Regions from separate parts of the Homo sapiens genome. Here regions 2, 3 and 4 are each linked to region 1. Evidence: chromatin loops called from intact Hi-C (ENCODE). Cell type or tissue: CD4-positive, alpha-beta T cell. All regions are shown on one strand.

The links. Peaks named below come from ENCODE experiments on the same cell type or tissue, not always from the same donor. Only the 100,000 strongest peaks of a DNase experiment are listed, where the experiment ranks them.
Region 2: a loop joins it to region 1, with 4 times the contacts of the local background. A loop is called at or near these places in 3 of 110 quality-filtered maps.
Region 3: it touches region 1 in a loop (5-fold over the local background); 6 of 110 quality-filtered maps call a loop at or near these places.
Region 4: it touches region 1 in a loop (7-fold over the local background); 3 of 110 quality-filtered maps call a loop at or near these places.

What each region holds. Positions count from the first base shown.
Region 1 is chr20:44,681,507-44,689,506 of GRCh38, forward strand. No RefSeq gene overlaps it. Among named protein-coding and RNA genes, the nearest start is that of LINC01260, 14 kb to the left of the region's middle. RefSeq lists silencers at 2,081-2,140, 3,742-3,861. In CD4-positive, alpha-beta T cell, CTCF peaks have their summits at 2,252 (motif pointing left), 2,458, 3,884 (motif pointing right) and 4,085; a DNase peak (open chromatin) is centred at 3,865.
Region 2 is chr20:45,091,012-45,099,011 of GRCh38, forward strand. KCNS1 (potassium voltage-gated channel modifier subfamily S member 1) reads right to left here. Exons shown (of 4, transcript NM_001322799.2): 3 at 6,651-7,684; 4 at 203-4,329. The coding sequence ends at 3,859. Among named protein-coding and RNA genes, the nearest start is that of KCNS1, 6.1 kb to the right of the region's middle. In CD4-positive, alpha-beta T cell, CTCF peaks have their summits at 4,981 (motif pointing left) and 5,180; DNase peaks (open chromatin) are centred at 4,960, 6,910 and 7,550; H3K4me3 peaks cover 486 bases; H3K27me3 peaks cover 1,748 bases.
Region 3 is chr20:45,290,129-45,298,128 of GRCh38, forward strand. MATN4 (matrilin 4) reads right to left here. Exons shown (of 10, transcript NM_001393530.1): 8 at 7,790-7,942; 9 at 3,780-3,887; 10 at 3,322-3,697. The coding sequence ends at 3,639. It overlaps LOC105372630 (a long non-coding RNA gene), which reads left to right. Exons shown (of 3, transcript XR_936763.3): 3 at 1-224. Among named protein-coding and RNA genes, the nearest start is that of RBPJL, 13 kb to the right of the region's middle. RefSeq lists a silencer at 3,700-3,759. In CD4-positive, alpha-beta T cell, CTCF peaks have their summits at 929 (motif pointing left), 3,814 and 4,013; DNase peaks (open chromatin) are centred at 943 and 3,783; H3K4me3 peaks cover 916 bases; H3K27me3 peaks cover 1,522 bases.
Region 4 is chr20:45,308,028-45,316,027 of GRCh38, forward strand. It overlaps MATN4 (matrilin 4), which reads right to left and starts at 272. Exons shown (of 10, transcript NM_001393530.1): 1 at 148-272. RBPJL (recombination signal binding protein for immunoglobulin kappa J region like) reads left to right here. Exons shown (of 12, transcript NM_014276.4): 2 at 116-224; 3 at 1,540-1,665; 4 at 3,562-3,632; 5 at 3,812-3,927; 6 at 4,194-4,368; 7 at 5,441-5,578; 8 at 6,008-6,117; 9 at 6,386-6,538. RefSeq lists a silencer at 3,596-3,645. In CD4-positive, alpha-beta T cell, a CTCF peak has its summit at 3,764 (motif pointing left); a DNase peak (open chromatin) is centred at 3,724; H3K27me3 peaks cover 2,200 bases.

The sequences.
Region 1 (8,000 bases):
TGTCCCTGATGTGTGAACAAATGCAGGATGGAAAAATACTCAGTGTAGTCATTTTAGCTAATATATATTTGTTAAAACATCCAAATATTTTTTTCGAGCTCGGCGCTGTGTGCCAAGCTCCATGCTGGCTCATGGACAAAGTCAGGAAAAGAACAAGCAAAAATGAAATTCCTTCTTGTGTCGGGAGTGGTGGGGTTTTGGGGGACAGGTATCTCCCCTTCCCCATGTTTTCTTCTCAAACTTCCTCCACTGTTGTTATATTACCTTTGCAGTGATAAAACCAAGAGAACAGAAGAAATACTTCTGGACCTAAGGATGAAAGAATGATGGGAGAAACATTTCTTGAGCCAGTCCCTTTCTGCGTTCTTATTTTGTGGAATCCGCACACATCCCCGAGAAGCTTAATAAAAAGGGCTACTATCATGACACTTACTGTGTGCCTTGCCGGTTCCACCTGTTAGGTGCCATTGTTGTCCCCATTTTACAGATGAGGAAACTGAGGCGGGGCAAGGAGATGCCCTTCTGCTTGGTGGTCTATCCTTCAGCATTACCCACACACATGCAGAGCTACATATAAGCTCACGTTCACACTCGGATTCACGTCTGCACCCATGGGCACATGGAGGATCGCACAAGCCACACTCAGACACACATGTGTGCTCACACACAGGGCTGCCCATGTCCACAGGTATGTGCATGGGGACACGCATGTATATATGTGCATATTCCCATATGCACACAGCACAGGTCAAACACTTTTGGACACACATCTGCCTGAGAATGGGAAAAGGGGTGCAAGATAAAGGGGCAAAGTCTGGCTTTTGCCTCCTCCCTGCACCTGCTACCAGCTGTGTGCAGGACTGGGTGGGGCAGAAATAGGTGGCTCTGAGCTCAGAGGGCAGAGGTGGCCTTGCACTAGAAATCCACCTGCCAAACTTCCAAATGGGCTACAGCGACTAAGGGGCCTCACCTGCTGGGCAAATCCCCCAGCTGGAGGGTGTGCTCCAGATCCTCCAGGGGTCCCCAGGGGGTTGAGAAGATGAGGGGCACACCCAGCAGCCCCTAAGGGAGGAAGCGTGGCCATACTGGCTAAGGGGGCGCACTCTTCTTGCAGGCCGCCTGATCAGATGCCTGTAAAATAAGACAGCTTTACAAAGAGGGTGTCGGAATGTGAGGAGGCAGAGGGACAGGCATGAGTAGAAAGACCTTCCTCAGGACCTGAAGTCCAATGATCCTGGTCCTGCGTCCCACTAGCTAGGTGATATTGAACAAGTCACATAACCTCTTTGAACCTCAATTTCCTCATTTGTAAACTTTGCACAAATCATTTCTTTGACTGCTAAACAAGTATGTTTTGAGGACCAACGACATGCCAGGTACGGTGCTGGGCACTGGGAAAACAGCAGCAAGCAACACAGACATGGGCTTGCCGTGTAGAGCCTGCAGAATTAGGGAAAGGATAAATGGAAACATCTCACACATAGTAAGTGCTCAGTTACGTTCCTCCTGGTCTCTCTTTTCTACCATTGTAAAGGCGATGCAATAACATAGAAAGTTGGGAGAATGGGGTGGCGGTTGCTGAGGGGGGAACTCTGTCATCCAGAATCCCACCACCCCAACACAATGACTAGCTTCATTTTTGCCAATTTCATCAGCTCATGCAGGGGTTGACCTGCTGTAGGGCACTCAAAATATTCAAACCAATTAATGCATTGCATTTGTGATCAGAAGAAAAAAGCTAATTACAATGTAACAGATTTACCTGATGCAAAGCAACGCAAGCATGGCCATCCCTCTGCATATATGGAAGCTTTTCCTTTTGGGGGAAACAGCAATATTTCCATTTTACGGAAAAAGAAATGGAGGCACAGAGAGGTCAAGGCACTTGCCCAAGGTCACACAGACAGAAATGCGAAGAGCAGCTCCAGAGGCCAGAACTCCTGCCCATCCTGTCCAGGACTGTGGGATGCATCCAGGGACGGACACTGGGGCTGTGGGCTGGATGACTTGGCTGCCTTTGCATTGATTGGAGCTGTTTAGGGAACCTACCCCAGCCACTAGCATCCAGTCCTAGAGACACAGAAAATTCACTGGCCAGCCTCACTTTTGAGCCCAGAAACCCCTTACCCTTCCTCCTGCCTCTTGAGAGGCCAGTGTTAGGTGTTAGCCGGGGTGCAAAGCTCTGGAAGGCAGGTTTCTGCTTTCTGCTGCCCTCCAGTGGGCAAAGAAAGCAAACCTCTGGATCCATCTGGAAGCAGGTAGCAGGTGTTGCCCAAGTCAGCTGCGGCTAATAGTAATAATAATGGCTGCCGCTCAATGAGCACTTACCACGTGCAGACGTTTTTACACCTAATCTAATGTAACCTAACCCCTTTAAGCAATTTAATTAACATTTAATTCCTCTCTCAAGGTAGGAATCACTTCCTATATACCCATTTACATACATAATCTGAGACTTAGAAAAATGACTTCCCAAAGTCACAAAGCTGGTCAGTGGCAGAGCCGAGAGTGCAAGTCCTTGGAGATCAGAGGAGGAAGAGACCATGATCCTGGACCAGGAGACAGCCCTGCATTCTTGGGCACAGAGGTGAATTTACTGTGAGGCTGGTGACGCATCAGGGCTCCTGACTTGCATGTCCTCTCCCAGGGCCATGGAGGAACTTTCCAACGCATTCGCATGGGCATATGTTTCACATTTGCAAAACTAACACATTTCAGTTGCAATTGGCTGAGACCACTATCTCTCTCCACTGCCTAGAATAATGTCTTCACATAGTAGGTAATAAATATGTGCTAATAAATCCATTTTGTGTTTAATAAATCATGTTGAATGAATGGGTAGAGAAATGAAGGAAGGAAGGAAGTGGCATTTAGTTCAATCTTGAAGGAAGGGCAGGATTTGAGAGAGCGTTCCTCATGTAGCCTAGTGGGCCCCTCCACACACAGACCATCCAAGGCCATGAGTGGCCTTGAATGCCAGGGTGAGGAATCTGGCCTTAGGTGGTAGGCACTGGGGAGCCATGGAAGGTTGCAGAGCAGAGGAAGGATATGAGTGTAATTGTCAATTAGGCAAGAGTTGAATGTCAAATAAGAGGACAGGGCCCTACAGCGGGGGGCCAGAGTGGCTCAGATAAAACTCCCCTCATCCAGCACCACACAGAGAGCTGGTGCTCAGCCAGTGTGATCACAGAAGCCTCTGCTGGGGTGTCTATAAGCTCCCTGGAAGAAGATATCCAAATGCTTTGCATGTGTGGCTTTGTGTATGTGTGTGTGTGGGGGGGGGAGGGGAGGTGCTGAGTGTGGATTTGCTCAGCACTCTAGTGTGCCCAGCCCAACGTGGGGGAAAGGTCAAGGCCCTGTCTGGCTTAGGCAGGGAGTTCTCAGCATTGCAGTATGACTGAGCCTCTGGCTGGAAAGTAAGGGAGCCAAGAGAAAACAGGTTTAGAAGTTGGCTAGGCAGAAGTGGACCTATGAAATTCCAGCTGCACCAGCTGCTTCTTTTGCTAAGCTCCCGTCATCCTTTCTCTCTCTCCACTGGGTCTTTCTGAATGTCAAGAATCCCAGCCACTGTTTAGTTAGCACTTGTTTTTTGCCACACTCTGTGAAGCACCTTCAAGCCCGATCACCGGATTATTCCTCCAACAACGCCGAGAGTGAGAAGAATGGCTATTATTTCGATTTTATAGGTGAGGAAGTAGAAAGCCCAGAGAGGTGAAGTTGCTTACCTGAGGTCACATAGGAGTCAATGGTATACGTGAGATCAAACCCAGACTCCAGAGGCAGCCCCCCTCAGTCGCCAGCCGTCCTGCCTCCTCTCCTGGTCTAAGCTGGGGAGGAAAAACCCATCTTGGCCAGCAGGGGGCGGTGTGCCCTCAAGGATAAGCCCTGCTTCCCAGAACTCAGACAGAATTTGCCAGCAAGACAACAGCACGATTCTGAAATATCTGGCTTTGAGCCCTCATTTAGTCCCAACTCTGGTGGGGCCTGGAGAACGGGGAGAGGGGTGAGAGAAGTATAAAATAGCCCTCAAATTGGTGAGCCAATGGTTCACAGAAAGGAAAGCGCAGCGGCATTTTAACATATAAAAAGATTCTCATTTTCACTCCTAGGAAGAGAAACGTGTTAAACCCACACCACCTGAGCAGGCACTGTTTTGCTATCAAACTGGCAAACTTATGCAGGTGGGGATATGGAGACACACTCCTTCTTACATTGTTGGTGGGATTAAAACTTGGTTTTGGCCAGGTGCGATAGCTCACACCTGTAATCCCAGCACTTTGGGAGGCCGAGGAGGGCGGATCACCTGAGGTCGGGAGTTCAAGACCAGCCTGGCCAATATGGCGAAACCCTGTCTCTACTAAAAATACAAACATTAGCTGGGTGTGGTGGCACACGCCAGTAGTCCCAGCTACTCGGGAGGCTGAGGCAGGAGAATCACTTGAACCCAGGAGGCGGAGCTTGCAGTGAGCTGAGATCTCGCCATTGCACTCCATCCTGGGCAACAGAGTGAGACTCCATCTCCAAACAAACCAAAAAAAAAAAAAAAAAAAAACCAGAAAAGAAAACTTGGTTTAACACCTATAGAAGCTAATCTGGTAACATCTATCAAAATTAAAAATGCACATATCTAACAGGTATGCATGATACATTCATCAAAAGACTTGAACTAGACCTGCATGATCTGATGTGGAGCCACCCACCACATGTGGCTGCTGAGTCCTTGAAATATGGCTGATCCAAGCCTGGCTGACATGGCAAAACCCTGTCTCTACTAAAAATACAAAAATCAGCCAGGCGTGGTGGCACGTACCTGTAGTTCCAGCTACTTGGGAGGCTGAGGCACAACAATTGCTTGAACCCAGGGGCGGAGGCTGCAGTGAGCCAAGATCGTGCTACTGCACTCCGGCCTGAGCAGCAGAGCGAGACAGTCTCAGAAAAAAGAAAGAAATATGGCTGGTCAAATTGAGATGTGCTGCAAGTGTGAAATATATATGGGATTTTGTATACTAACAAAAATGCAAAATGACTCCTTAATAACTTGCTAATATTGATGATGTGTCGCAATAATATTTTGGATAGATTGGATTAAGTAATTTTTATTTTTGTTTTTTATTTTTTTGAGACGGAGTCTCACTATGTCGCCCAGGCTGGAGTGCAGTGGCATGATCTTGGCTCACTGCAACCTCTGCCTCCCGGATTCAAGTGACTCTCCTGCCTCAGCCTCCTGAGCAGCTGGGACTACAGGCACCTGCTACCACCCGTAGTTAATTTTGTTTTGTATGTTTAGTAGAGATGGGGTTTCACCATGTTGGCCAGGCTGGTCTCAAACTCCTGACCTCAAGTGATCTGCCCACCTCAGCCTCCCAAAATGCTGGGATTACAAGCATGAGCCACTGTACCTGGCCTGGGTTAAGTAATTTTTAAAATTACTTTTACCTATTTCTTTTTCTTTTTTGAATGTGGCTGCTAGAAATATACATGGCTTGCATTGTGGATCATATTATATATTTTTACCTTTTTATTGTGGTAAGATATGCATAACATTTACCATTTGGACCATTTTTAAGGGTCCAGAAGTTCAGCTGTGTTAAGTACATTCCCATTGTTGCGCAACCATCACCATCATCTACCCCCAGAGCGTTTTCATCTTCCCAAACTGACACTCTGCCTCTATAAAACAACAACTCCGCTTGCTCCTCTCCTCCCAGCCCCTGGCAGCCACTATTCTACTTTCTGTCTCTGTGAACTGGACTATTCTAGGTTGCCTCATACGGGAGAAATCATATACAATTTGTCCTTGGTTGCTGGCTTATTTCACTCAGTATAGTGTCTTCAAGGTTCACGCATGTTGTAGCATATGTCAGACCTTCCTTCCTTTTTTAAGACTGAATAATGTTCCATTGTAAGGATATACCACATTTTGTTTATCCATTCATTCACTGATGGGCATTTCGGTTGTTTCCACTTTTGGCTATGGTGAATAGTGCTGCTGTGAACATTTTGGTACAAATATCTGTTTGACTCATATTTTCAGTTCTTCTGTGTCTATCATATTTTATTGGACAGGACTATGCCAGTGATCTCCATAGCCACATAATTTGAAATATCCCTAAACCAGGAACTACCCAAATGCTCATCGACAGCAGAACGGATAAATTGTGGTATCTTCATACAATGCAATACTCCAGTGAGAATGAAAATGAATGAACAACTACACACAGCAGTGTAGATGGAACTTGCACACATATGTGTCGAGCAAAAGAAGCCACACGCAAAATAATACATATTGTGTGATTCCACTCACAAAAAGTTCACAAGAGGCAAAACTAATTTATGATGTTAAAGTCAGGATGATGGCTGCTCTTTGGGGGCCATCTGGGGGCTTCTCTGGGGCTGACAATGTTCTGGACACCATCTTCAGGAGCGTGGTCACTCCGTGAAAATTCATCAAGCTAAGCACTTGGGATTTGTGTGCAACTTTGTGTATAAGTTAGACTTCCATAAGAAATTCCAAAAGATGCTTTGATCCAGCAATTCCACTCTTAGGAATTAAACGACAGATATATTTTCATATGTGTGAAATGAGGTGTGTACAAGATTATCCACTGCCGTTTTTATCAGCAAAAGATTGGAAACATGCCATCTCACACCTACTAGGATGACTACTATTTTTAAAAAATGAAAATAAGTGTTGGTGAGGATGTGAAGAAATTGGAACCATTGTGCCCTGTTGGTAGGAATGTAAAATGGTATAACAGCCACGGAAAACTGTACAGCAGTTCCTCGAAAAATGTAAAATAAAATTACCTTATGATCCAGTCATTCTGCTTGTGGGTGTGTGCCCAAAATAACTGAAAAGCAGGGTCTTGAACAGATATGTGTACACCCGTGATCATAGCAGCACTATTCACAATAGTCAAAGGTGGAAGCAATCCAAGTATCCAACAATGGACGAATGAATAAACAAAGTGTGGTCTATATGTAAATGGAATATTATTCAGCCTTAAGGAGGAAGGAAATTCTGATAGATGCTACAGCGTGGATGACCCTTGAGGACACTATGCTAAATGAGATGAGCCAGACAAGAAGGCACAAATACTGTATTATTCCACTTAGACAAAGTATCTGTCTAAAGTAGGCTGGATGCGGTGGCTTACGCCTATAATCCCAGCACTTTGAGAGGCCAAGGTGGGCAGACCACCTGAGGTCAGGAGTTTGAGACCAGCCTGGCCAACATGGTGAAACCCCATCTTAACTAAAAATACAAAAGTTAGCCAGGCGTGGTGGTATGTGCTTATAATCCCAGCTACTGGGGAGGCTGAGGCAGGAGAATCGCTTGAACCCGGGAGGCGGAGGTTGCAGTGAGCCGAGATCGCGCCACTGCACTCCAGCCTAGGCGACAGAGTGAGATCCGTCTCAAAAAAAAAAAAAAAAAAAGTAGCCCAATTCATAGGGACAGAAAGTAGAATGGCAATTCCAGGAGCTGGGAGGAGGGGGAATAGGATGTTAGTGTTTAATGGGTACAGAGTTTCAGTTTTGCAAGGTAACATTTTGGAGAGGTTTGGTGGTGATGGTTGCAGAACAATGTGACTATATTTAATGCCACAAAACTGTACACTTCAAATGATTAATTAGCTAATTTTTGGTTTTTTTTTTTTTGAGATGAAGTCTCGCTGTGTCACCCAGGCTGGAGTGTAGTGACGTGATCTCGACTCACTGCAAGCTCCACCTCCTGGGTTCATGCCATTCTCCTGCCTCGGCCTCCCTAATACCTGGGACTACAGGCACCTGCCACAACGCCCAGCTAATTTTTTGTATTTTTAGTAGAGACGGAGTTTCACCGTGTTAGCCAGGATGGTCTCGACCTCCTGACCTCGTGATCCACCTGCCTCGGCCTCCCAAAGTGCTGGGATTACAGGCGTGAGCCACTGTGCCCTTCCTAATTAGCTAAATTTTATGTTATGTATATTTTGCTGCAATTAAAATTTTTCAAGTGAGGT
Region 2 (8,000 bases), 410 kb after region 1:
GTACCAGTGGAAGAATGAACTTATAGCTGGATTCATGAACAGGATATGCCCCATAGGGTGTCTTTCCTTTGGGGAGATCGGTATATGTTGGTTATATATAAGAGAGTTTCCTTATGTTAGAAACATGCATAAATCGTGTGTATGGGAAAAGGATGGGAGTGTATGGTATGCTATTTTTGCTTATCAATAACTTTTGCCTTTCTTTTGGTGACAATAGGTGGTCTTTTATTTGGGTAAGTACCTTTCCTCCAACTGCCGCAAATACTAATACGGTACCTTGCCCTCCATCCCTCCCAAGAGAGAGGCATATGACTCAAGTGAAATCAGACTCTCTCCTGGGATTGGAACTGTGAGCAGGATGATACAGGGAAGGAAGTTGACTGGAGGCAGATCATGTGGGTAGCAGTGTCTTAAACAGAAGGTTCATGAGTCTTGCTACTGAGGTCCCTAGAGCTCCCCTCATTCCTGTATTTCCTGAGGCCTCGTCAGTCAGCTCTTCCTTTGGTCGGGTGAATTTCACAGATACCCTTCTGTAGTGGGCCAGATGGTGGCCCCAAACACCTGTCCATATTTTAATCTCTGGAACCCGTAACTATTACCTTATTTGGGAAAGGGTCTTTTTGCAAATGTGGTTAAGTTAAGGATCCTGAGATGAGGTCATCTTGGATTATCCTGGTGGGCCTAAATGTCATCAAAAGTGTCCTTGTAAGACAGAGGCACTGGAAGACTTGACATACACAGACACTGAAGTGAGATCAGAGGCAGAGACTTGAGTGATGCAGCCACAGCCAAGGAAAGCCAAGAATGGTGGCAGCCACCACAAACTAGAAGAGAAAAGGAGAGGGTTTCCCCCTGGAGTCTCCAGAGGGAGGGTGGCCCTGCTGACATCTTGATTTTGGATTTCTGGCCTCCAGAACTGTCAGAGAATACACTTCTACTGTTTTAAGCCATCAAGTTTGTTTGAATTTGTTACAGCAGCTGCTGGAAACTAATATATCTTCCAATAAATTCATTTTTTGCTTGATGTCAGTTTGTTGCTTATACCCTCAAACTCTAATTGTTAACAGTCATTCATCACTTTAATTATTTTATAAATTACCCTTTTTGACCAAGTTTGTTCCAACTGAATTCCTGTCACTTGCAACCTGTTCTGGCTGGCACAACCACAAAGTTTGTGCCAAATCCAGGACTGGAGCCTGAGAATGTGGATTCCAAGTCATTCCACATATTGCCCACCCTCTCCAATCACTCAGACAGCATGTCAGGGAGCCATCTCCATACAAGCAGAAACACGTCCTGGGGCCCAGCTCTTTATTTGCATAATGGTTTTCACTGATACATGGGAAGGGGAGCGAGTTGTTGCTTTTCTGCCAGGACCACAAACAGCCTCATGGTAGGCTCAGGCCAGATGATTCCCTCTTGAGCTTTCTCCACATCAGTATTAGGGACCTGTTTGTAGGGTCAGAAAATATGGAAGCCGTCGGGTTTCTTGGTGTGTTCTGCAAGACCATAAGGGTGCTACACGCAGCCCTTCTGATCTGCCCCTAACCTGGGTTCAGCTGGGCCTAGATGTAAGGAGCAGAGTGTGCAGAAGGGCTGGTATGTGTGTGGTGAATTCAAGGGAGGCCCTTTGCTGCTTAGCTCCATCCTCTGTTCCAATCTGGAGACCCAGAATCCATGCGTATGTAGGGGGCCCACTATGTACTAGGCCCTGTGTATGACACACACCTTCACACATGCCATTCTCTCTGCTTGGAGTACTCCCCCCTGGAACCTCATTTGCTTAATTAGCAATTTATCATTTGGATGGCAGGTTAGATTGTCACTTGCTCAGGAAAGCCTTCTCACTTTCTCGGGCCATGGTCCCTGATACATTATACACACCTGTACTTAGTAGAGCTCGCTATATTTATGTGATTATTGCATTAGAGTCTATCTTCCCTACTAGTCGGTAAGCTTCATGAGTATAGGGATATATTTTTCCACCACTGTATCTCTTGAGACTAGTAAGCAGCCCATAAGTCAGAAGCCAGTATATCAGAGTGGCTGGGCATAACACAACGGCATGTGTGTCTGTTTGTGGGTGGCAGCGGGGGAGACACTATGGGGAACCTGAGAGTGCATGCCTCACGCAAAGGCATTCAGATTCTTAAAATATAATAAAAACACTGTTGGACTAAGCCGAAACATGACTGCAGGCCACACATGAAGCCCCAGTTTAAGACTCTTCCAACGGGTATTTGTTGAGTGAGTGAGTGAAGAACCTACAAGGAATATATTGTAAAAACTTCAAGAACCAAGCAGGGACAGGGCAGGCGGAGCTGAACGGACCTCCTTTTCAGTCTTGTTCACACCTTTTTGAGGGCCAGGTCTCTCTCTGGCTATCTTTTTTTCCCCCTCTGAGCTTGGCACCCAGTGGGCTGTAGGAATTGGTTGATCTATTCAACATTTACCAAATACCTACTCTGCACCAAGCCCAGAGTTCAAGCAGACAATGTCTTCCATCTTGAGGCTCAGGGTGATGGGACAGAGATAGCCACAGTCAGACAACAACAGCACAGTGCTGGGTGCTGTAGCCACAGTATGTGGAAAGGGCTACTGGATCCCCTCCTCTGACTTTCTCAGCAAGTGAAGAGAAGATTCAGCAGGTGGGTATGAGAGATATGCCCCCAGCAAGGGTGAGGGGGCTGGAGCTGGCCAGAAGGGAGAGGACTCTCACACATGGGCCTGGATGGGTACTCTAGGTAGGGCTGGACAATGTAGGGCTGGACGTCTGTGTGATGGGCAGAAAGGAACTGCCAAGGTCAGACTGTTGGGGGAGGGTCTTAGAAGCCAGTATTCATATATGTCAGCCCTCTGAACATTTCAGAGCTGAGCTGGCTTTAAGTTAGAGACCCCTCTGCTCTCCTTGGCTTTCATTGCCCTCTGGGTCACAGATTCTGACCATTTGACAGAGGGGCTGGAATCTGGACTTGGGGGCAGGGATTGGACCACTTTACACAGCAGGTCTTGGCGCAGCTAGGTTGTCTAGATCTCAGGCCAGGGGCCCTTCAGATTTTCTTTCTCTCACATCAGCCCTGGGAGGAAGGTCGGAAGATTATTGCTTAGCAAATCTTGCATACCAGCTAAAGAGGCAAGTACAATGCTATGGTACTTCCTCCCAGGACTCATCCTCCTTCCCTCCAGGACTCATCTTTGATTGCTGACTCCTGTTGGATGCTCCTAGAAAGGAACCACAGCTGAGATCCAGAGCTCCTATATCCAAATCTCCTGTCTGGACCCTTCCCTGGCTCTGAAAGGGATTTCTTATCTTGTGGATCAACTCTGGGGATCCATGAATCACCAAAAAACACACGCAAACTTCATGAGGGCAGAAGAAAGATGGAGTTGATGGAGCATTGCTCCAGGCACACCAACAAGCCCAGATTCCAAACCTGACTCTGCCACTTCTAATTGTGACATCTGGGAGAGGCATCGCTCATCTCTTAGCCTTGGTTTCCTCATCTGTGAAGTGGGGATAATTCTCTTTCTCCAACACAAGGCCAAACATGACCTGGTTCATGTACAGGAGGTGCTCAGGAATCATTAGTATCCTTTCAACTTCCTCCCTCTGGCTCATGCCTGCTTCATGAATGGCTTGGAGGCAGGTTTATAAAGCTTTCTGAGTTGCTTGCAGAATCTCACAGAATCTAGGGTAGCACTGTCCTGTCCTGGGCCTTTGGAGGAAGGAATGCAGCTTTTGAATCTCATTTCTCAGGACAGCATGAGTGATCCTGGGAGGCTCACTACCATGAAGAACTTTAGCAGGGGAGGAATCTCTACTGTAGGGGCATGGCAGGGGGTCACGGATCCCTGGTTTTAATACATCTGAGGGTGTGGAGGCTCACTGGGGGCCTGGCTCTCTAGATCTGCAGACTGTCCCTCCTGAGAGGTTTCTCGGGATGTCTCCAGAGATGCCTCCGACACCCCATCAATGCTGCTCAGCAAGTCCTCAAACTCTTGGTGGTTGCTGTTGCGCACGGCTGCCTCCAGAGCCTTCTGGCGCCGGTAGAAGTGGGAGAACTTGTTGAAGATGATGGTGATGGGGAGTGCTACCACCAGGATGCCCCCTAGGATGCAGCCTGAGGCTGCCAGCTTGCCAGCCACCGTCACTGGCACCACATCCCCATAGCCCACGGTGGTCATGCTCACTGTGCCCCACCACCAGCAGGCTGGGATGGTGTTAAAGCCCACGTCCTCCTCCTTTTCAGCTGTGTAGGCCACACCAGAGAACACTGACACACCCACAGCCAGGTACAGCAGCAAGATGCCCACCTCACGGTAGCTGTGCTGAAAGAGAATGTAGAAAGCCAAGTCAGAGTGGATGGGCTTACAGTCCTGGTATTAGGCATATGGGGAAACTGAGGCCCAGAGAGTATAAAGGACAGGTCCAAAGTCAGCAAGATAGAGCTGGTGCTAAGGCCCAGGTCCCCTGACTTTAAACTAAGACCTTTCAACTACAGTTGGCAGCAAAACCCCCTGGTATTGCGCACAGGCCTAAGTTCTATTGTCCAAGGTATCTGCTAGGCTACAGCTGTTTTTTCCAACTCCGGGGTTACTGGTGGCACCACAGCCAGGGAATGAAGAGCTTGTGATTTTTACACTGTTGCAGAACCAAGAGAACCATAGTTTATATTCCACAATGCAAAGAGTTGGTTTCATGTACTTTTGACTGGTCTGAAAAGTATAAAAATATTTTTTGCTCCTCCAGGAAGCTGAGAGGACATAAGTCCCCTGGACCACCCACAGAATTCACTTTCCTATGGCTGTGTATGTTTGCTTTGTCCCTGAGGCCAAGCTCTAGGGCAGTGATTCTCAAACAGGGTGGTTTTGCCCACCACCTCCCCGCCTCCACCCCGCAAGGGACATTTGGGAACGTCTAGAGACATTTTTGGTTGTTGCAACTGGGACAGGTGTGCTACTGCCCTCTAGTGGGTAAAGGCCAGGGATACTGCTAAACATCCTAAAATGTACAGGGCAGCTCCCACATCAAAGAATTACCTGGTCCCAAATGTCAGTAATGCGAGGCTGAGAACCCCTAGTCTAAAGCAGAGTCTCTCCAACTTTAATGCGTGCAGGAATCATGCAGGGGTCTTGGCAGAACGCAATCGCATAGTCTTGGGTAGAGCCAGAGAATCTACATGTCTAGAAAGCTTCCAAGTGATGAGAAAGCTGCTGGTGGTCAGGGGCCTCACTTTGAGTAGCAAGGCTCTCATCTGGAGTATATTACACCTGCATCTTAGACCCTGGCAGCTCTGATTAGTAATACTCTTCTCCCCTACTGAAGACAAAGCTAGTAGTGTCAGGCCCTGGCTCTCTGCATGGAGGGGACAGGGCAGCGTTCTGGGGCACAGGGATCTTCCCTGGGGAGATGCTGAGCTCAGGGGGTCTGCTGAATGTAATTCCTTATACCTGCCCACTGCCCTAGGATTCTGCCTAGGTCATCTGCCAGCACCCAGTATCCTGAGGGCATACAAGAGGCTTTACTAAGCCATGGGTGGAAGGGATCTTTCTTTTAGCATTGTCTGGGGATTATCAGTAGGGTCGCATGGAGCTTTAGGAGAAAGAACATGAGGTGCTGGAGCCAGGCACAGGTGGGTTCTTCTCTGGGTTCTACTGCTTATTGAGGAACCTCCAACAAGCACTGTCACCTCTGGGAGCCTCAGTTTCCACCTCTGCAAAGCAGTGACAATAACCCTTACCTCTGTTTAAACCTCTCACGAGCTCTCCTATACCCTCGGGACCAAGTCCAAAATCATGTGCCAAGACTTCATGACCCTTCGGTGCCCTGCCCCGCTCGACTCTTCAATTTCATCTCTGGGAATCTCCTTCCCTCCATGTCCTCCTCCCAGCATTCATCCTGTTCTCTCTCCAGGCCTCGGCACACGCCGTTCGCCTTGCCTCCCTCTTCAAACCATGCTAATTTCACCCCCCTTGAGTGCAAGCTTGCCAGGGCAGTGATTCACCCACAATGCAGCACCTGGCACAAGGAGGATGCTCAGTAAACTGCAACCAGGCTTTACAGAGCCAACCCTTCAACCTCAGCTTCTTCATCTACGGGAAGAGAATAAATAATAGCATCTTCCTGAGGAAGTTCTCCTAAGGACTAAATTGATAATGGATGTGAAATTGGCACAGATTTAGTGCTCAGTAAGTGTTAGCTCCTGGGGCTATTCCTAGACTTTACCTATTAAGAGTGACCTATGGTTATCAGAGCCCCCTGATAGTGCCAGAAGAAAGGCTCTAGCAGAAAGCCAGTTAGCATCCTGCTTTGCGCATCTTTGTGATATATATAATTTGATGTTTGATAGATATATCAAAAGTGATCTTTGTCTTTTTTCTTCGTTTTGAAAAAGAAAGACAAGCAAAGCTATGCCCCAGTTTTCTCCCCAGGAAAAAGAGATAACGGTAAGCCCTTCTTCACAGGGCTGTTGGGATAGTCACACTGCATGTGAAACGTACACCTGGTGTGCAGCCCTGTGCCTGGCACAAAGGACGGCATCTCAGTTGAACGTTAAGCCTGGACTCGGCAGGCTTGTAAGTTCACCTGCTAACCTGCCGGATGGCTACACCCGCCCACCCCAGCTCCAACCTGGCCTCAGAGGCCGTACCTTGAGCGTGGCTCCCAGCGAGCGCAGCCCGGTGGAATGGCGCGCCAACTTGAGTACGCGGAAGATGCGCATGAGGCGGAACACCTGCACCACCTTGCCCAGGTGGCCGAACTCCTTGCCGCCCTGGTCGCCCAGTGCCACACCAGCCAGCAGCGTGAGATAGAAGGGCAGCACAGACACAATGTCGATGAGGTTGAGCGGGTGGCAGAAGAAGTTGCGCGTACTGGGCGCCAGCAGGAGGCGCGACGACACCTCGAAGCTGAACCAGGCGATGCAGAAGTACTCGAGGCGTCGCAGCACCGGGTCGTCGCGCACGCCTTCCGGGCTGCGGCCCGCGGCCACCGCAGCCACGGCGGCCGCCGCCTCGCGGGCCTGGTACTCGGGCAGGCTGTGGATGCACATGGCGGCGATGGAGGCGAGCACCACGCTGATGGAGACGCAGCTGAAGAGCTTGCTCGGCAGCGAGTAGCCCGGGTTCTCCATGGTCAGCCAGAGGCGGCGGCGCAGGCGGCCACAGCGCGCCGCGCCATAGCGCGCCAGTTCTCGCTGCACGTCGGAGATCTCGTCGGGGCACGGGTCCACGCTGCTCGGCGTGTCGCTGTCCTCGTCCCAGGCGTGCGGCTGGGTCAGCCGCCTCTCCAGGTAGCGCGCGCGGCAGCACGCGGCAAGCGCGTTCTCGCCTAGGCCCCAGTAGTCGGCCTCCTGGCCAAAGGCGAAGACGCACAGCTCGTCGAGCACGTGCAGGTGGCCAGTGCGGTAGAAGTGCAGCAGGCTCAGGAAGAAGCCCGGGTGCCGGTCGAAGTAGAATTCGCGCGCCGCCTCGTCGTAGTCGTCGCACAGGCGCCGCGCCTGCTCCTCCGACGCCGCGGCCTGCAGGCGGCCCAGCCGCGTGCCCGGGAAGCGCGCCAGGGCGCGCGCGCTCAGCTGCCGCCGCACGCCACCCACGTTCACGCGCAGCGCCTCGTCGCTTCGCCGCCAGCGGATCCCGGTGTCGGGGCCCGGGAACTCGCTCACAAAGGTTTCAGTGCTCCTCCCTGCGGACACCAGAAGGGCGCGCTGAGGAGTTCCCGGGCTTCCCTTCCTGGAAGACCAGGTTAAAATCCCCTCCTCCATCCAACCAGCCAAGGGGTGTTGGAGGCTGTGTGTGAAGCATCTGGTATGCAGGAGGCGCTCAGTAGATGTCAGGTGCCCTCTGGACTCAGAGTCAGGCCTGGCTTTGACTATCCTTCATCCCCATCATTTGACTTTGGCCAAATCACTGACCCACCCCACCCCCATTTCATTTTTCTCCTTTGGAAAGTAAATGCTGAGATCTACCTGGAAGGATATGAAAGCGATGGAATCGCAGGA
Region 3 (8,000 bases), 610 kb after region 1:
GCAGAAATGGAGAGAGCTGTGAGCTAGAATAGAAGAAGAGAAAGGCCAAAAACCACGGAGAAACAGAGCCAGACAACACAGAGGTGAAATTCAGAAAGCGAGTCCAGCACTTGGCTGAAGTTACAGGCCCTTCCTGCCCTGCCCTTTCCCACCCAAGGCCATGCCTAGTTCATGTTACTAAGTCTAAGAAACAGCTCCAGAAGTGGCATCTCTGCTAACCACTAGGGAAGATATTGTCGTTTTTTAATGATTCAAACTCTCCAGGGAACCAAGAAGGCTGAGGGCGCTGAGTTCTCTCCACACACCTGGGCTCAGGACTCCCCCAATATCTACGTGCTTTATTCCTGATCTTAACAGGCTCTGAAAGCCACATAAACCCGTGCTTGCCTGGGTACCAAAAGACCCGGGCCCGGGGGTCTTTGTTCGGGCTCGGTGCCTTCTCCATCTAAGCTTTCTTGGCAGTGTTACTCTCCTCACACTGTTACTTGGGTTCTCACTTTCTGTTCTTGAGTTAATGGATGTTTGTTTTCCTGAATTCACGGGTCCTTTGTAAGTCTTCTATCCCATAACGTAAGATGGGGGTATAAACAAAGAAGCAAGCGCTAGCTGACCTTATGTGGGGCATGGTTAGGGAACAGGAATTCCCTGTATCCAGCAGGGTTAAGCTGGTAGGAGGAAAGGGAAATGAGAGAAAGGAATCAAGAAGTGAGAAAGGGAACCAGTACCTGTCAACACCAACACACACCTGGTAAGTAGCAGGGCTGGTCTTCAAATCCAGGACTATGGGGCCACTGCATGGGAACAGAAGCAGCTTGTAGACTTCGGTGGTGGGGCTGCCAGAGTCGGGGAATTAAGGGAGGACAGGCTCTGCAGCCCAAGTGCCAGATGCCAACGGCCTGCGAAGGCTCTAGGACCCAGCTCCAAATCAGTGCTCCCGGCGCCATCCAGTGGCCATTAGGGAGATTGCAAGAGAAAAAAGCATGAGAAAAGAAACCCCAGAGAAGCCAGTGCCTGCCAACTCCAGGGAAGAGGAAGGAAGGAGCCTGGCCTTTGCCCTCAGTGCCCCCTATCAGTTGACTACCCTGCTCCAGTTTGACCTCCCCACTAGGCTTCTTCCTGGTGCAACTGATGTTTTCTCTCTGTGTGACCTTGGGCAGGCAACTCTGGCCTCTAGGCCTCAGTTTCCCCAACTGTAAAATGAATGGTAAGGCAAGGTGAGGTCACATGCCAAGTCCATAGGTCTTTAGCTCATCTGATCCTCATGGCCAGGTAAGATGATCATTCCCATCCCCCCATACTCCAGTCCCTCCTGACCACGCATAGTTCAAGCTTCACTCACCTGTAAAGTCTTCCATGGCCTCCTGCGGAAATTCCAGCCACCGTTTAAGGATCACCTCTCCAGGATTTCTCCCTCCTCTCATCTGAAGTTCCCTCTTTCTGCAACAGTCAGGTGGACCTCAGCCCTTCTAGCCCGGAGCTTCCTCAGCTCAAGAGTTTTTCTCAATCATCAGTTTCTCCCTCTTCACCAAGCCTAGCAAGGTGCCCGGCACAGAGTACTTAAGAGCAGCTGCTCTGAAGTCAGTCAGCCTGGCTTCAAGCCCCATGTGGTAGGCAGAATGGCCTTCCCCACAAAGATGTACACATTTTAATCCCCGGCACCTGTGATTTCACCTCACACGACAAAAGGGACTTTGCAGATGTGGTTAAGATAGAGAGCTTGAGGCTGGGCGCGGTGGCTCACGCCTGTAATCCCAACACTTTGGGAGGCTGAGGCAGGCGGATCACCTGAGGTCGGAAGTTCAAGTCCAGCCTGACCAACATGGAGAAACTCTGTTTCTACTAAAAATACAAAAAATTAGCTGGGAGTGGTGGCATACACCTGTAATCCCAGCTACTCAGGAGGCTGAGGCAGGAGAATCGCTTGAACCCAGGAGGCGGAGGTTGCAGTGAGCCGAGATCGCACCATTGCACTCCAGCCTGGGCAACAAGAGCAAAAACTCCATCTCAAAAAAAAAAAAAGATAGCTTGAGATGGGATTATCTTTGATTATCAAGGTCATGCCAATATAAACAGAAGGGTCCTTATAAGACAGAGACGGGAAGGTCAGAGTCAGAGAAAGAGATGTGCTGATGGAAACTGAGTCTGAAGTGATGTAGGGCCATGACCCAAGGAATTCAGGTAGCCTCTAGAAGCTGGAAAAGGCCAGGAAACAAAAGCCTCTAGAAGGAATAAAGCCTTGCCAACACATCTTAGACTTCTGACCTAAAAACTGTAAGGTAATAAATGTGTGTTGCTAGCCACTCAATTTGTGGTAACTTATTAGAGCAGCCATAGGAAACATCCTGGTTCAGCTTCGTACTGGTTATGTTACTGTTGGAAACTTAACCTTTCTGTGTCTCAGTGTCCTCATCTGTAAAATGGGGATGATAAAGGCAATAATTCTTATTTCACTGGTTCCAAGTATAAAATGAAAATACCTGCAAATCAGTTACAATAATGCCCAACACTAAATATGTTAGCTGTTACTATAAGAACAGTTAATAGCTACCATTAATTGAGGGATAGGTACAAGGCACATGCCTTAGAAGAATGTCCTTGATTCTCCCCATCACGCTTGGGGGTAACAATTCCAGTCTCCACTTTGCAGATGAGGAAACAAACACAAAATAATTTTCCCCAAATCACTCTAGGACTGGAAGCATTTTAAACTTCGTTGTTTCTTACATGCACTCGGGAAATGGTACTGGTTTGTGTTCTTTGCTGATAGAGGTGTTTTGGGAGGGGTTGATAAGATGACAGAAGGAAGGCCACAGGCTGGACAGACAGGGGTCCTAGCTGATACCTCCTTCTCTTCCTACCTAGTGCAGGAGAGAGTTAAAATCGGTCAAAGCTCATCTATCCACTCCCACCCCATCCATTTAGGGGTTCAATTACTGCCTCTCACTTTCCCACCAACGCCACCCCCGCACCCCTTACCAGCGCTCAGTACTAGCAGCTTTTGAGCCAGATTTGGGGGCATCATGGGATAGGCGTGGCCGGGAGCGAAGCGTTCAGTCCGCTGGGGAATGGAGTGGCGCAGACTTACTCAGACCCCAAGGATTCCTGTTGAGCCCCCTCCCTTCCCGCAGCCTGCATAAGGAGCCATCTGTTCTCGGCTGAATAAACAAGCAGGGGGAAGCAGCGCCGGGTCTCCTGCCCCCGAGCCCGACCCCCGCACAATGCGCCTTTCTCCAAGGAGACGCCGCCCGGGCGCCGCCACAGCACGCTCCGTCTGGCTTCCCCTCCCCCAGGCGGCGCAGCAAGACCCAAAAACGGACCCCGTGGAAATCAGTTTTTTTTATTTTTTTAAGAACACAAACAAGAAATCCAACAAAGAACTGAGCGCAGCACGCGGCGAGGGCGTGCCGGTCTAGCACGTGCCCCTTCCCTCACCACCCGCTATCCCCCTGACGCCGCAGTCCGCCTAATGGTCCGGGCGAGGCCAACTCAGCTCAATGCCGGAAGCCCGCCAGCGCCTCCGCCCCGACAGCCCAAGCCGGACGGGCCCAGGTTCTGCCTGGCCCCGGCGCACCGATGGCGCGCAAGGGGCACCGTCCGTGGTGCCGCGCCCCAGCCCGGGTCTGGGCCGTCCGTGGCCCTCACTTCTGGTTGGCCAGCTGGTTCTCCAGATCCTCCAGGCGCGCCGTCAGCTGGGCCAGTGAGCGGTTAAGGAGGCCGTTGGGGTTCGCCGAGGTCCCTTCACTTTCCCTCCAGCCCGCGCCACCAGCCCCAAAGGATATGGTTCAGCGTCAGGCTCTCGAGCGCCCCCAGCGTGCGGCCCTGGAACTCCACGAGGCTTTCGCATTCGCATGGGCTCCGAAGCTCTGTCCCTGCGCTGATGCCCTCCTCTGCAAGCCGGACACAGAGGGTCAGGGGGATGAGAAATTGCCCTAGCTTTGGCCCTCTGATTTCCCTGCACTGGGCCTATGGTTGAGTATATGGGCTTTGGATTTAGAGAGACCTGGGCTGAGTCCCAAGCTAAGTAGCTGTGAGATACTGAAAAACTCACTAACCTTTCTAAGCTCAGTTTTCTCATCTATAAAATGGATATAATGAAAGAGTGTACGCATTAGTGGCTTCGAGGATTCATTCACCTGTGTACGTGTGTGTGTGTGTGTGTGCTCACGCACAACTTACAAGACTGTTTCTCAAACCTTAATGCTCATTGGAATCATCAGGAGAGCTTGTTAAAATATAGATTCTGCTTCAGAATGGAGAAGAAGCTCAGAAGGTACATTTCTAATAAGCTCCCAAATGATGCTGATGCTCCTGGTCTGTGGACCACACTTTGTGTAGCACTCTCCAAATAAAATTTTATGCAATGATGAAAGTGTTCTACATCTGCCCTGTCCAAAGCAGTAGCTACAAGCCACATGTGGCTGTTTAACACTTCAAATATGACTGGTGCTACTAAAGGACTAAAATGTATTTTATTTTAATCAATTGTAATTAAATAGGTACTGCCTACCTTTTTGAAAAAGCACAGATCTAGAACACTGCCTGGTTCAAGTAAATACTTTACAGCAGGGGTCCCCAATCCCCAGGCCATGGACCAGTACCAGCACATTACATGGACCAGTACCAGCCCATGGCCTGTTAGGAACTGGGCCACACAGCAGGAGGTGAGCAGCCAGCATGCAAGGGAGCTTCATCTGTATTTATAGCTGCTCCTCATTGCTCCTATTACAACCTGAGCTCCTTTCCTGTCAGATCAGTGGCATTGTTAGATTCTCATGGGAGCACAAACCCTATTGTAAACTGTGCATGTGAGGGATCTAGGTTGCAGGCTTCTTATGAAAATCTAATGCCTGATGATCTGTCACTGTCTCCCATCACCCACGGATGGCACCATCTAGCTGCAGGAAAACAAGCTGAGGGCTCCCACTGATTATACATTATGGTGAGTTGTATAATTATTTCATTGTATATTACAATGTAATAATAGAAATAAAGTGCACAATAAATGTAATGTGCTTGAACCATCCCAAAACCATTCTCCCCACCACCATCATGGAAATATTGTCTTCCGTAAAACCACTGCCTGGTGCCAAAAAGGTTGGAAACCACTGCTTTATAGTGTATTTCAACTAGACCAGTGATTCTCAAAGTGTGGTCCTTGGACCAGCAGCATCGGCATCGTGTAGGAATTTATCAAAAATGCTAATTATCAGACAACACCCCAGACTTGCTGAATTAGAAAATCTAGAGTTGAAGCCCAGCAATTTGTGTTTGTTTTTGTTTTGTTTTTTGAGCTCTGTCTCCCAGGCTGGAGTGCAGTGGTGCAATCTTGGCTCACTGTAACCTCTGCCTCCTGGGTTCAAGTGATTCTCCTGCCTCAGCCTCCCGAGTAGCTGGGATTACAGGCATGTGCCACCATGCCCTGCTAATTTTTTGTATTTTTAGTAGAGACGGGGTTTCACTGTGTTAGCCAGGATGGTCTCGATCCCCTGACCTTGTGATCTGCCCACCTCGGCCTCCCAAAGTGCTGGGATTACAGCCATGAGCCATCATGCCCAGCTGCAATTTGTGTTTTTAAAGGTCCACCAGGTGATTCTGGTGTGACCTAATTTTTAGGAACCACTGATCCTGATCCAACTCTATCTCCCCACACATCAACATCTTGGGGGTTGGGCAGGAGGCCTTACAATTAAAACTGGCACATGTTTTTTCTTAGCAGTACATAAGGTAGTGATGAATCTTAAAATGAATGGTATCTTAGATTCACTGAAATTCTATAAGCATGTGCCATTGTTAAGATTACAGGGAGGCCAGGTGCTGTGGCTCACACCTGTAATCCCAGCACTTTGGGAGGCTGAGGCGGGTGGATCACGAGGTCAGGAGATCAAGACCATCCTGGCTAACACGGTGAAACCCCATCTCTACTAAAACTAGAAAAAATTAGCCGGGCGTGGTGGCATGCGCCTGTTGTCCCAGCTACTCGAGAGGCTGAGGCAGGAGAATCGCTTGAACCTGGCAGGCAGAGGTTGCAGTAAGCCGAGATCGCACCACTGCACTCCAGCCTGGATGACAGAGCGAGACTCCATCTCAAAAAAAAAAAAAAAAAAAAAAAAAAAGATTACAGGGAATGACATAGAAAAAAAAAATGCTACAATAAAAGTACCTTAGGAAAAAAAAGAAAAAGGATTACACGTGGTGAAATAATAAGCACAATACCTGCCATTTAACCTTTGAAAACACTGCCATAATGATTTAAAAGTTGTCTCTTCATCTTAGTCTTATATGTACTATGAACAAACTGCTGGAATCCAGCAAAGACCCCTAACTTCACAGATTTGTTTCTCTAAACAAAGGGTTGGAGACAGGGAACAGTCATACCACCAATTGATAAAGAGCTTCAACCACAAAACCCAGACTTCTCTTAGAACTCTAGAACTAGAGGTAACCTTGGGCAGCCAGTGCCTCTCCTGTTACCGAAGAGAAAAGTTAAGGTAGGTGTGGGGTAAGTGACTCGTCCAAAGTCACACTGCAGGGCCCATAAGAGTCACATAGGAAGAGCTCTGAAAGAGCCCCTAATCTGAAAGAGCCACAATAATTAGAATTGGCTGAGAGCGGGGAGGGAAGGAGAGTTGGGGGAAGGACTGTATGTGTATATTTGTATGTGTATATACATGCACGTGCATGTGCATGCATACACAAACACATATTATATAATATAGTATATATAGTATATTATATATACTTTTTTTGAGACAGGGTCTCACTCTGTCACCAGGCTGGAGTGCAGTAGTGCAATCTCGGCTCACTGCAACCTCCACCTCCCAGGTTCAAGCAATTCTCCTGCCTCAGTGCCCACCACCTTGCCCAGCTAATTTTTGTATTTTTTGGTAAAGACAGGGTTTCACCATGTTGCCAAGGATGGTCTCGAACTCCTGATCTCAAGTGATCCAGCCGCCTCGGCCTCCCAGAGTGCTGGGATTACAGGTGTGAGCCACTGCGCCCAGCCCCCCTACATATATCTAAAAAAAAAAAAAGGCAAATTCTCCAGACCCAAACCAGCCCTACTTAGTCTGTTTCTGGAGCTGCAGTCTGATAAATGGGAAGAAGAGTCACATCTTAAGCCTGGGCTAGTGTCTAAAGTCTCTAGGGTAAAAGTTACCCTGGAGACATTCCCTGTATCACCTAGAGCACAGTACACTGCATGCGATTCAAGAGTCCCCTTCTTCACAGGTAGAGTCAGTCTCTTTTTCCTCAGCTGAGCACCAGATGATGAAGTAGAGGGATTGCACTTATGAGGTATGTTGTCCCCAATAAAAAAAAAAAAAGTCTTTGCATACTTAAAATATATTCAGTCCTGCCACTTTGCCAAGTTCATAAGGTTGAATTCTAACAAGTTCAGGGATATATGCTGTGGCTCCACTTACAAATGCTGTCTGGTGTGCCTTCAAAAAAATTTCCCAAATTATTCTGAACCTCCACTGATTTGGGGGACAGGTAGCCTAGTCTAGGATTTCTTAGACTTTAATATGCTTACAAATCACCTGAGAATCTTGTCGAAGTGGAAATTCTGATTCATTCGGTCTGGAGAGCACCAGAAATGTTTCAGTTCTAAGAAGCTACCGGGTGACCGCCCTGCCGCTGGCCTGCAGACCACATTTGGAGTAGCAAAGCTCTGTCTAGTGAGCCCAACCTCTGGCTATAACTACAAAGTGGGCAGGGAGTGAATAGGAAGGGGAGATATCAGAGGACGGGCAATGAGAGAGAGGAGGAGCCCCGAGAGAGATGCGCTCACCTGGACAGATGCTGCCTCTGAGGTTCTCCAGCAGGTGCGTCATGGTGCCGAAGTCCGGGGCATAGGACACGTGCAGTTCCGCTGGCTCCGAGGCGATCTCGCGCAGCTCCGCCTCCACCGCCTTGCCCACGCCCACGGCGTACATGACGATGCCTGCAAGGCCGGGGTCTCAGAGGGTGCCCCAGGCCTCGGGAAAGCTGCCTCCCAGCGT
Region 4 (8,000 bases), 630 kb after region 1:
TGGAAAGGACCCTGCAGAAGTGGGGAAGGGCACTGCAAATCAGATAGGGCACCCTAGGCAGCGTCTCTGCTAAAATACACTCGCCTGACCTGGCTTGATGCCTACTCCCCTGCAGACCCCTCAGTGCCTCCCAATCCTTTGACTCACCTGAGCCTGCAGGACAGATCAGAGATGCAGCTGCAGAGCGAAGCCGACAGGCGGAGCCTCCCGGGCACTTGGACCAGGTAACGGCGGCGTGGCAGCGTGCCCTAGGTGGGGACTGCCAGGCAGCTGGAGCACACAGAGGCAACGGCCGCATTTAACCCAGGGCTGGCGGGTGGGGAGGGGAAGTGCAGGCTGCAACCCCTCCCACTGGCAGGGAGGGATCCCCCCTTCCTCCTGAGGGGGGGCAAACCCAGCACCCCCTGCTCCTACCACGCTTGGAGCTGCAGACAGGGCTAGCTGCGGGCCAGGCTGGAATTCAGCTACAGCGGGAGACTGGGGAGACCGGGGCAGCCACACTCCACAGCCGGAATTCATTGGAAGCTTAGAAGGCACTTCCCTGAGGAGAGCCCCAAGGGGTGGAGCGGTCCTGGCTGTGGCTGCTGCCTGTCTGGCCTGGCTTTCGAGGGTGCGGTCTTGCGCTGTCCCCTCCAGGAGTGAGGAGAGACTCTGGTCCTGCCAAGAGGAATAAGGGCTCAGAAGGACAGCCTCAGTTTTCATGGCTCTCCTTGGGCCTCAACCTGCTAACCCCCCAAATCTCTCCCACCTCCCCTCCTCTACTTGCTCCCTGCAATTGCTCGGGCCTACCCACCCACACCGCTCAAGACCCCCAGGTTAAGAAGCCACCAGACCTCTAGGCTCTAACCTGGCTCACTCTGCAGGACCAATGTCATCTGCCTTGACTCCTGTAATCAAGGGTAGGAAAGCCCACACAGCAACAGGCCACTTCTCATGGGAGAAAGGGAAGAATATGGCTTTGGCCCCAGAAAGGCTCAGATTCCCCCAGGCCATCCCCCATCCTGAGGACAAGGTTTTGGGCCCTTTTCTGTTTGCAGGCAGGAGGCTAGAGAGCGCTCCAGGCCAGGAGCCCAGGAAAGGCTCTCCCTTCCCCTCCCTCCTCACCCCCCACCCTGCCTTCCCCAGGGTGGGGAAGCTTCATCTCTACCAATTCCATCAGCCCTAAAATACTCTTCTCCATCCCAAGGCCAGTATAAGTGCAGCCTTTGTGTCACAGCCACGTGTCCCTATGGCCCTGGGCTCCAATGGGCATGATGCCAGACCCACAGAGTGGAACCTGGGTGGTCCCATGGGTTCCATGCAGGCTTCGTTGAGCACCTTGCAGCCTAAATATTTAGCCTACAATTTGCAGCCAAGTCTCCTCCTTACCTAATGCTTCCTCTTCCTGACCCCACAGGGGCAGGATATAGAGCAGCCCCACCCTCCCACTCACTCTAACCCCCTGCTCACTTCATTTTACTCAACCTGAGTGCTTGGACCCTGTGCCACCTTGACCCTTCTCCCTCCTGTGGCTGGTCGACCTGCCTGCCCTACTCCCAGGTCATCCCCAGAGCACACCACCATTCTGAGGGGAGGCGTGCGCAGGTGCCTGCAGCAACAGTGTGAACAGACTGTGCGGATCCTGCATGCCAAGGTGGCCCAGAAATCATACGGAAATGAGAAGCGGTAGGTGCCTCCGCAGCCCCTCCCAGGTCTCTGCAACTGTCAGCCCTATGCACCTCCTCCATCCACCCATTGGGCCTCTTTTAGACGCAGAGCAGGCCTCAGGGCTGAGATCTCAGCTATTGGTCGACCAGGGCCTTGACCCTCAGCCACCATTAGCCCCCACTTTGGTCTATAGTTCTACAGCAGGAGATTCCCTGTGAATCTCCTGTCTCCATTCATTCACTCATTCTCCCATTGATTCACTTATTCATTCATTCAACAACTACTTACTGAGTGTTTGTCATGTATGCACCAGGCTCTGTGGGTACTGCTGGGCACTGGGCATACAGCTGAACAAGACAGAAACAGCCCCTGCTCTGTAGCCCACACTCTCACTCAAGTGTGGAAGAGACAGACAGTAAACTCCCCACAAGTCAGGAAACAAGATACTTGCAGATTATGATGAGCACTAGAAGGAAAACTGAACGAGGCCATTTGACGGAAACTGAAGGCAGGGGGGACATTAGCTAGAAAGGTCAAGGAGGTTGAGAGACCTTTTGGGAGGTAACATTGGAACTGAAACTTGAATGCTGAAATGGAGCCAGACAGGAGAATATCTGGGGAAAGCGTGCTACAATTAGAAGGAACAGAAGGGCCGGGCGCGATGGCTCACACCTGTAATCCCAGCACTTTGGGAGGCCGAGGCGGGCGGATCACCTGAGGTCAGGAGTTCGAGACCAGCCTGGCCAATACAGTGAAACCCCCTCTCTACCAAAAAATACAAAATTAGCTGGGCATGGTGGCGGGCACCTGTAATCCCAGCTGCTCAGGAGGCTGAGGCAGGATAATTGGTTGAACCCGGGAGGCGGAGGTTGCAGTGAGCCGAGATCATGCCACTGCACTCCAGCCTGGCGACAGAGCAAGACTCAGTCTCAAAAAAAAAAAGGGCAACAGAAAATGGGAAGACCTTGAGGCTGTACCAATTAGGCCTGTTTGAGGTACAAAAGAAATGACAGTGGCTGAAATCAGAGGGAGGAGTTGTAGGAAACAAGTCAGAGAGGTAAGCAGGGGTCAGATCTCAGGAGGACTTTGAATTTTAAACCAGTGGAGGATTTTAAGGAGTTAACATGATTTGACTCATGTTTTTAACAAAACACTCTGGCCAGCCTGGTGGCTCATCCCTGTAATCCCAGCACTTCGGCAGACCCAGGTGGGCAGATTGCTTGAGCCCAGAAGTTCCAGACCTGCATGGGCAACATGACAAAACCATGTCTGTACAAAAAACACAAAAATTAGATGGGTGTGGTGGCTTGTGTCTGTAGTCTCACCTACTCAGGAGGCCGAGGTGGGAGGATCAGTTGGGGAGGCAGAAGTTGCAGTGAGCCCAGACAGCCGAGATCAAGTTACTGCATTCCAGCCTGGGCAACAGAGCAAGACCCTGCCTCAAAAAAAAAAAAAAAGAAAAAGAAAAAGAAAGAAACAGGAAGGAAGGAATGAAAGAAAAAAAGAAAGAAAGAGAGAGGAAGGAAGGAAGGAAGGAGCACTCTGGCTGCTGTGCGAAATGGGAAGGAGATAGAAACAGAACTTTCTGGAAATAGACCAGTTTGAAGGCTGATGCTGTGGTCCAGGCAAAAAGTAATGGCGGCTGGGATGAAGGGCGAGGTGGTAAAAAGCCAGTGGATTCTGGATATATTATATTTTGAAGGTGGAGTGGACAGGACCTTCTGATGAGTTGAATGAGGGGTGTAAAAACAATAAGGTTTGGCTATGAATGGGGTTTACAGTCGTGAAAAAGCGTTGCGGGGAGCGGGAGGAGGAAACGAAGGTTCTGCTGGGTTTATGCTACTACCTTGCCGTGCTTACAGGAGAGCCAAGTGGAGATGGATGCACGACTCCAACACTCACTTATCTCCGCAGGTTCTTCTGCCCCCCGCCCTGTGTCTACCTCTCGGGGCCTGGCTGGAGGGTGAAGCCAGGGCAGGATCAAGGTGAGGGCGGAATCAAGGGCTGCCGGCCGCCTGCTCTGTAGGGAGGACCACGAGATTGGGCCCGAGACGGGGCGGTTCGCAGGCGCAGTCTCCCCGCGCCCTCTGGCGGCGAGCGCTAAGCTTGCCTGGCACCTGCGTCCTCCCGAGTCCTTGCAGAGCCAGTTCGCGTCCCTTTCCAGCTCACCAGGCGGGGGAAACGGGGCCCACGGTCTGCGGTTACATGGGACTGGACAGCGCGTCCGGCAGCGCCACTGAGACGCAGAAGCTGAATTTCGAGCAGCAGCCGGACTCCAGGGTGAGAGCGCACGGGAAGGGGTCCGATTCCTGCTCCCATCCCTGCCTCTCCTGGGAAAGGAGGGCTCCTTTACTCCCCTCCGAAAGCCAAGAGATAGGTGGGGAGACCGGGAGGCCGGGGTCCTGCCTTAAGGCCGAGCCTGAGAGCCTGGATGGTGGAGCTTCTGGTCACCTCCGACGGGGCGGACGTCCGATATCTGGGAGAGGTTGGTTCATCCGACGGGGGAGGGCTGGGATGAGATGGCCCTGTACCTGTGAGCCCCCTAGGAATTCGGCTGCGCCAAGACCCTGTACATCTCAGATGCAGACAAGAGGAAGCACTTTCGGCTGGTGCTGCGGCTGGTGCTGCGCGGGGGCCGGGAGCTGGGTACCTTCCACAGCCGCCTTATCAAGGTCATCTCGAAGCCCTCGCAGAAGAAGCAGTCGCTGAAAAACACCGATCGTGAGCAGGGCGGGGCCTGACCCCCGGCCCGGGCGGGGAGGTGCAACCAAGCCCAGAACGGCTAAACTGGGGCGCGGAGGTGGGGGTAGGCTGGGCTTAGGGGTCAGAGTGGAAAAGGTGGAGTCGGAGCCGAGAGGGGAAGGAGTCTGGATGAGTGGGTGCGGCCCAGGCCTGGGGATGAGAAGAGTTGGAGGATGAAAAGCAGAGAGGAAAGGGACAGATACCAAATTCCAGGTTGGGAGTTGGGGTCCCAGAGCAGACAAAAGTTGAACTAGGCAGGAGTTGAACTAGGGACAGACTAAAAGTGACATAGGTGGGGCACGGTGGCTCATGCCTGTAATCCCAACAATTTGGGAGGCCAAGGTGGGCGGATCAGTTGATCCCAGAAGTTCAAGACTAGCTAGGGCAACATGGCGAAATCTTGTCTGTACCAAAAAAAAAAAAAAAAAAAGAAAAAGAAAAATTAGCCTGGCATGGTGGCCTGCACTTGTTGTCCCAGCTACGTGGGAGGCTGAGATCAGAAGATCACTTGAACCCAAGAGGTCGAGGCTGCAGTGAGCTGTGATAGCACCACGGCAGTCCAGCCTGGGTGACAGGGTGAGATGCTATCTCAAAAAAAAAAAAAAAAAGTTTTACTTTTGTTTGTTGAACTGAAAGATGTCCAGACAGCAAAGGAACAGGCAAAGGTTCCAAAGCAGGACTGCAGCAGGTCCTGGAAAAACAGCTGTGAACTGGGAATGCCCAGTGTATCTAGGCCTGTGGGCACATTAGCCAGGCCGGCACAGGGACAGAAGATTGGAAACTGTCTGGAAAGTCCAAGGAACCAAGCCAGGACAGGGCACTGATAGCACCAACTAACCTTAACCCTCACCCTGACCCCCTCCCTCACCCTAACCCTCACCCTAATCCTAATCCTTACCCTCACCCTCACTCTAACCCTCACCCTAATCCTAACCCTCACCCTCACCCTAACCCTCACCCTAACCCTAACCCCAATCCTAACCCTAACCCTATCCCCTCACCCTAACCCTGACCCTCACCCTCACCCTAACCCTGACCCTCACCCTCACAGTGTGCATATCCTCCGGCTCAAAGGTCTCCCTCTTCAACCGCCTGCGCTCTCAGACGGTCTCCACACGCTACCTCTCTGTGGAGGATGGGGCCTTTGTGGCCAGTGCACGACAGTGGGCTGCCTTCACGCTCCACCTGGGTAATGACATCTGCAGGCCCTGGAGCTGGGCACTTCACATGCATTAGCTTATTTAACCTCCACCACAACTCCTTAAGGAAGGTAAACTCTGCCCCATGTGATTAAGGCTCAGAAACACAAAAAGACTTGACTACAGTCCCAGTGAGCTGGTGACTGTTCCAAGCTATTCTGACTCCCTTATCCATGCCCTTTCCCCATATATCAACTAAGCTGCCTGCCCCCAACCCCTGCCCCCAGGGCAGACATTTGTGAGGATGGCCTCAAATGGCCTCTCCAGAATTAGAACCTTCAGTTGGCTCCCCTGAGTACCAAGCTTTCCCGCAGGGCCCATGTGTGATGTGAGGAAGAGCCAGAGGCAACAAGGCAGGGTTTAAGGCAGAAGCTTGGGGGCCGCTGAAAACCTTGTCCCTTGCTTTTTTTGTCCCCCAGCTGATGGGCACTCTGCCCAAGGAGACTTCCCACCGCGAGAGGGCTACGTTCGCTATGGCTCCCTGGTGCAGCTCGTCTGCACGGTCACCGGCATCACACTACCTCCCATGGTATAGGAAGGGAGGGCATGCCTGGAGGGGTCCCCTCAGATCCATGCAGAGAATGTGGCACACACGGGCAGGGCTGGAGAGTGAGGCCCCAAGGCATGGAGACACCTGTTCTCACCCAGTGTCGCGTAGGACCAGACAGAAGTCAAAGGGCAGGGGGAATCTGCTAGTGCCTGTGTGGCTATTGGAGTAGCAGACAGCCGGCTAGGAGGGCAGCCTCTGGACGCCCGGGCTCCTTGCCACCACTGTTCTTACCATCCTTCCATTGCAGATCATCCGTAAAGTAGCAAAACAGTGTGCGCTCCTTGATGTGGATGAGCCCATCTCCCAGCTGCACAAGTGTGCATTCCAGTTTCCAGGCAGTCCCCCAGGAGGGGGTGGCACCTACTTATGCCTTGCCACAGAGAAGGTGGTGCAATTTCAGGTAAGAAGCAGAGAATACCAGCACCAAGTGTCCTGGAAAGGGAGAATGCAGAGAACCACAGAATGTAAGATCATCACCCTCACCATGGTTGCTACTTCCTGAGCAGCCTCCCATGGAACATTAAAATCATAGACTCCCAGGACAGAATCATAGGATGTAGAAAAATAGTAATAAGTAATAGTATGAAGCAATATTCCTTCCCAAAGAATTTTAGAGTCATAAAATATTGGGATATAGCCAGGTGCGGTGGCTCATGCCTGTAATCCCAGCACTTTGCGAGGCTGAGGTGGGCAGAACACCTGAGGTCAGGAGTTCGAGACTAGACTGGCCAACATGGTGAAATCCCATCTCTACTAAAAATACAAAAATTAGCTGGGCATGGCAGTGGGCGCCTGTAATCTCAGCTACTCAGGAGGCTGAGGCAGGAGAATTGCTTGAACCTGAGAGGTGGAGGTTGCAGTGAGCCAGGATCACACCATTGCACTCCAGCCTGGGTGACAAGAGCAAGACTCCATCTCAAAAAAAGTAAGTAAATAAATTGGGATATAAAATTGTAGGATGTAAATAAAAATCATGATAGGTAATAGAGAGCAGAGAATTAATGAGCAAAGACTATTCGAAGCACAGATAAAGACACAGAATGTGGAAAATTATAGAATGTGGAAAATAATAATTATCGTTAAGCAGTAGTACTCCCAAAAGAATATTATCATAGAATGTTACGAGATAGAATTATAATATGTGGAAAATAGCAAGTATTATTCCTTCCCCAAGAATATTCCTTCCCAAAGAATATTAAAATTGTAGATTATTAGAGCATAGAATTGCACAATGTTAAAAAAAAAAAAATTCTGGAATCCCAAGAAAAAAGACCCTTAGAAATCAGCTATCCCAGGCCGGGCCAATGGCTCATGCCTGTAGTCACAATACTTTGGGAGGCTGAGGCAGGAGGATCACGAGGCCAGGAGTTTGAGACCAGCCTGGCCAACATGGTGAAACCCTGTCTCTACTAAAAATACAAAAAAATTATTTGGGCGTGGTGGCTGGCACCTGTAATCCCAGCTACCCGGGCGCCTGAGGCAGGAGAATCATTTGAACCCGGGAGGCGGAGGTTGCAATGAGCCAAGATCAGGCCATTGCACTCCAGCCTGGGCGACAGAGCGAGATTCAGTCTCAAAAAAAAAAAAAGGAAGAAAGGAAGGAAGGAAGGAAGAAGAGAGAAAGAGAGAGAGAGAAAGAAAAAGAAAGAAAGAAAGAAAAGAAAGAGAAAGAAAAGAAAAAGAGAAAGGGAAAGAAAGAAAAGGAAGGAAGGAAAGAAAGAAAAAGAAAGAAAGGAAAAAAGAGAGAGAAAGGGAAAGAAAAAGAAAAGGAAGGAAGGAAGGAAAATAAAGAAAAAAGAAAGAAGAAAGAAGAAAGAAGAAATCAGCTAGCTCAACAAGCTTTCTTAACGCTAAGTGAGAGA